Linked DNA regions of Homo sapiens: region 2 is linked to region 1. The links are chromatin loops, found by intact Hi-C in ENCODE. Cell type or tissue: OCI-LY7. All regions are shown on one strand. Region 1 overlaps S100Z (S100 calcium binding protein Z). Region 2 overlaps PDE8B (phosphodiesterase 8B).

Region 1 (2,500 bases):
CATGCCTTTGCAGGTTCTGAGCACACTGTGTGGAAAGCTAATTCCATCTGCTCCTTTAAGATCAGTTCAAATGTCATCTCCTCTTGGACATTTTCCTGCACTCTTCCCAACTACCCACCCCACATCCCCCCATCTCTGATAGGTGCCTTCTCTGTCCTCTCCTATTTCCTACCTTATGTTTGTTTTTCTCATCATTGCACTTACCATACATTCCCAACATCACGTTTTTTTTTGTCTGCCGTATGTTCCCCACCCTCCACACTTTGAATGAGTTCCTTGATGTCAGGGTTGATATCTGGTTCATCTATGCATTCCACAGCATTTAGCACAGGGACAGGCATATGGAAGTGCTCAGAAATCCTCACTGATGGATGAATTCATAAACAAATCAATCAGAGAGGGAAACATAAGATTCCCCAAGAGTTGGCCTTGTCTAGTTTAACTGCCAAATAATTATTTGATTGCCTTTATTCCACATAAAAATTTGCTTCATCAAAGGGAGAAAGAGAAACAGACAGACAGACAACAGTCATGTCAATGAATATAAAGAGTTTGAGCTGGATGTGGTGGCTCACGCCTGTAATCCCAGCACTTTGGGAGGCTGAGGCGGGTAGATCACTTGAGGTCAGGAGTTTGAGACCAGCCTGACCAAAACGGTGAAACCCCGTCTCTACTAAAAATACAAAAAGCAGTGAGATGTGGTGGCATGCGCCTGTAGTCCCAGCTACTCGGGAGGCTGATGCAGGAGAATCGCTTGAACCCAGGAGACAGAGGTTACCGTGAGCCGAGATAATGCCATTGCACTCCAGCCTGGGTGTTGCAGCCAGACTCTGTCGCAAAAAAAAAAAAAAAAAAGAGTTTGAATTTGGAATAAAATATTATTTAATTCCAAATTAAGTTGTTGAAGTTATAGATGCACTAAAATCAGTAAATCTTACAGAGTATATGGGTCTCAACAGTATTATATTTATATCATATTTAACCATAAAATAATTTACTCGGAGAACTCAGTTGGCAGGTAAAACTCCTAATAGAATAGATATTGAAAATTGTAATGCTGTAATTTGATTCAAGAGATGAAAATGTGGCTTCTACATCTTGGCTCTTGGGGTTTAAAAGCAAGGTGATTTTCTCTTTGTTTCTACTGGGCTTTGGCAGAGCTAAATATATCCTTTGGTACATGCTGCCCCTTAGTGTCAATCTCCAGGACTGCACCTGGCAGCCCTCTAATTCCCAGAATGCACTTGAAATCCTATTTATAAAGCCCTTTCTTCAGGGGCTTATCTTTATATAACCCAGCCTCAGCCCCTGCCCTCCAGGAGACTTTCAGAAACAAAGGCAATGTCAAAAGGCTCAAAAAGAATCTGTCAGGCTAGAGACACAAATTTACGGGTGACATGAAATCCCAGGAGGGGGAGACACACCTGTTGATAGCACAGAGGGTTATCCTATGCACCTTGCTTGCTCTATTAATTATTTCCATTGCACTTTGCAATTTTGGTATGAGTCATAGCCCTTAGGGCGTAAAGGTCTGAGATAGTGTGCAAAGAATGGGAGAAATGATCAGATTTGGGGGGAGCTTAAAGGTAATGACTGTGGCCGGCCGCAGTGGCTCACGCCTGTAATCCCAGCATTTTGGGAGGCCAAGGTGGGTGGATCACCTGAGGTCAGGAGTTTGAGACCAGCCTGGCCAACATGGCGAAACCCCATCTCTACTAAAAATACAAAAATTAGTCGGGCATGGTTATGCATGCCTGTAATCCCAGCTACTCGAGAGGCTGAGGCAGGAGGATCATTTGAACTCAGTTGCAGAGAGCTGAGATCACACCACTATACTCCAGCCTGGGAGACAGAGTGAGACCCCACCTCAAAAAAAAAAAAAGAAAAAAAAAAAGTAAGGATGATTTTAGAGAAAAAAAACTGGTAAATATCCACAAAGGTGGGAGCAAAAGGAGAAAAGATATTTGTAAGTGAGGCATTGGTCATGGACTCTGAAAGACAAGACGTATGTGAAGAAGAGGCATCCTGTCAACCGGGCAGGCAGACACCCTCCTTAGACTGAGGATACCCCCAGAGTGTCTGAGCCAGGAACTGCCCTGGGGCCAAGACTACAGTCATACAGGAGGCTAAGTTGCTTCCTCCTAAACTCTCCAGTTTTTGTCTTTTTATGTAACCAGATTCAAATGTTCTATCATTTTCCTAGCAACAGCATGAGGAATCTCAGTGGGAGGGACGGACCTCAGAAGGGTGGACACTTTTGAGGGTGGTGAGTATGTTTATTATCTTGACTGTGGTGATGGTGTCACTGGTGTATACAGATGTCAAACTTACCAAAGTGTGTATTTTAAATACGTGCAGTTTATTGTGTGTCAATTATAACTCAAAGCTATTTTTAAAAGGAAAGAAAGAAGCTTTCCTAGAATCGCACAACTATGTCGTAGCAGAGCTGAGACTCAGACCCATGCTTGTCTGACAAAAGATAAAATCATGCAGCCATTTA
Region 2 (2,500 bases), 370 kb before region 1:
AAATGGGTACTGAATAATTGTCAGCTTAGTTAATTTCAATTTGAATGTGTTTGAATAATTAGTGTGGGTATAACACTTTAAATAGCATATTTTACTGAAAAGATATTAATAGCTAGCCCTAGTGATGGAGAAGATGTTGGCATAGGATTATCTGACTGGTGACAAGGCAGATGTACACTAGGTTATCTTATGGTTTCTACTTTCTTTCTACATGAGTAGAATCCTGTCTACGAGACCTCCTGTGACCTCGGAGTTTTAATTAAAATTTAAATTGCCCTTGGCCGGGCGCGGTGGCTCACGCCTGTAATCCCAGCACTTTGGGAGGCCGAGGCGGGCGGATCACGAGGTCAGGAGATCAAGACCATCCTGGCTAACACGGTGAAACCCCGTCTCTACTAAAAATACAAAAAAGTAGCCGGGCGCGGTGGCGGGCGTCTGTAGTCCCAGCTACTCGGAAGGCTGAGGCAGGAGAATGGCGTGAACCCGGGAGGCGGAGCTTGCAGTGAGCCGGGATCGCGCCACCGCACTCCAGCCTGGGCAATAGAGCGAGACTCCATCTCAAAACAAAACAAAACAAAACAAATTTAAATTGCCCTTTCAAAAAACTCTCAATTGAATGACTAAAACGAAATACAAAAAAAAAAAGCTTCATTTTAACTTTTGTCTTGTGCTGTTACTGGAGAGCTTGTTGAAAAGGAAGGATCACAGAAAAAGTACTGATGAAGGAAGCAAAACACTTAAACTTAGATGCACTTGGAGAGACTGACGTCGAAGGGTTAGGGTTGCTGCTGTGTTTTTCTGCTCAAGGACCCCCTATAAAACATTGTGTTCCCAGGGGATAATGGACCAGGAGCAGCTATAAACAAACATGCTTTAAAAGCCACCCAAGTAGAAGAGCATTCTGGAGAGACAAGCCTGGGTTATTACAAGAATGAAAGCTCTGAACAGGAAGGTGTTTAACCTCATCTAAGATCTTACAATACAGCTAAAGCTAGAGGAGCCCATGTTTGTTAGAAAGATGTGTGGAAAGTTTTAAAGTTACATAAGCATAAGAGATTGGAATTGGATCATGTTCATCAAAAGTGTGGATTTCGATTTCAGAAAGGTTAGATGTTATTTTCCACACTAAAATTATCCAGTAAAGGAGAGAAAAGATTGGTGTTGTTTATTGTACAAAGAATTAGAGAAAAGAAAGGTGGCCAGATATCAGTAGCCCCAGGGAACTTGAAAATACCAAGAGATTGCAAACAAGGAAGTGCTTGGAAAATCGAAGCCATAGGTTGTTTATGTACTGCTAGCATCACCTCCAAGCTGCATATATATGGATCTAACACTAAAAAGCACATTACAGAGAACTAAATTATGAGACAGATCACTTTTCAGGTCACAGACTGGCCACTGGGTGGCATACACATGGGACATATTCAAAGAGCATTGAAAAGGCTTTAAAAATGTAATTGATATAACCACAAAAGAAGGCTGACTAGAAATTGTGGTCTGAACCCAACAGGGTTGATTCCCTGCTAAAACGGAAATATCAAGATTCACCATAAGATTTAATCAAGATACAAAGTCTTATAATCAATCTAAAATTCCTGGACATAAGAACCAGGAAAATTACAACTTGCATGGGACAAGATAATTGACAGATGTTGTGATGATTAATTTTATGTGTCAATTTGACTGGGCTAAGGGATGCCTAGATAGCTTTTAAAACATATCTGAGTGTATCTGTAAGGATGTTTCTGGGAAAGATTAGCATTTGAATTAGTAGACTGAGTAAAGACATTCACCTTCACCAAGTGGGTGGACATCATACAATCTGTTGAAGGCCTGAAAAGAACAAAAGGGCAGAAGAAGGGCAAATTCATTCTCTCTTCTTGAGCTGGCACATTCATCTTCTCTTGCCCTTGGCCATCAGTGCTCCTGGTTCTCTGGCCTTTGGACTCGTACTAGAATTTACACATTGACTCTGCTGGTTCTCAGACCTTCAGATTTGAACTAGAACTGCACTGCCAGATTTCTCAGGCCTCCAGGTTGCAGATGTCAGATCATGAGAATTCTCTGCCTCCATAACTACATGAGCCAATTCCTTGTAATAAACCACTTTCTGTATATCTATGTGTATCCTATTGGTTCTGTTTCTATGAAGAGCCCTCAGTAATATAGATGTCAACACAAAAATGACAAAGATGCTGGAATTATCTGACAAAGACTAAGCAATTATTATAAAAAATTCCAATAAGCAAGAGTTAACACTTGAACCAACTGGAAAGATTTAAAGTCTCAGCAAAGAATAGAAGATATAAAAAAGAATCAAATGAAAATCTGATGACTAAAGGATAGAATAACCAAAATAAAAAACCAACTGGATAGGCTCAATGTTAGAATGATTGAAGAAAAGAATCAGTGAACTTTGCACATGATTCAATACAAATTATCCAATCTGAACAAAAGAGAAAAGACTGAACTAAAAAAACAGAGTCTTAGGAACCTGAAC

Evidence for each region. A loop is a pair of places that touch in the nucleus more often than their neighbours do. Peaks named below come from ENCODE experiments on the same cell type or tissue, not always from the same donor. Only the 100,000 strongest peaks of a DNase experiment are listed, where the experiment ranks them.
Region 2: it touches region 1 in a loop (19-fold over the local background); 11 of 110 quality-filtered maps call a loop at or near these places.

What each region holds. Positions count from the first base shown.
Region 1 is chr5:76,866,979-76,869,478 of GRCh38, reverse strand. The region is part of intron 1 of S100Z (S100 calcium binding protein Z); the gene reads right to left. Among named protein-coding and RNA genes, the nearest start is that of S100Z, 18 kb to the right of the region's middle. In OCI-LY7, CTCF peaks have their summits at 991 and 1,192; a DNase peak (open chromatin) is centred at 1,188; H3K4me3 peaks cover 355 bases.
Region 2 is chr5:77,238,232-77,240,731 of GRCh38, reverse strand. All of the region lies in intron 1 of PDE8B (phosphodiesterase 8B), which reads right to left. Among named protein-coding and RNA genes, the nearest start is that of PDE8B, 29 kb to the right of the region's middle. In OCI-LY7, CTCF peaks have their summits at 1,179 and 1,385 (motif pointing right); a DNase peak (open chromatin) is centred at 1,391.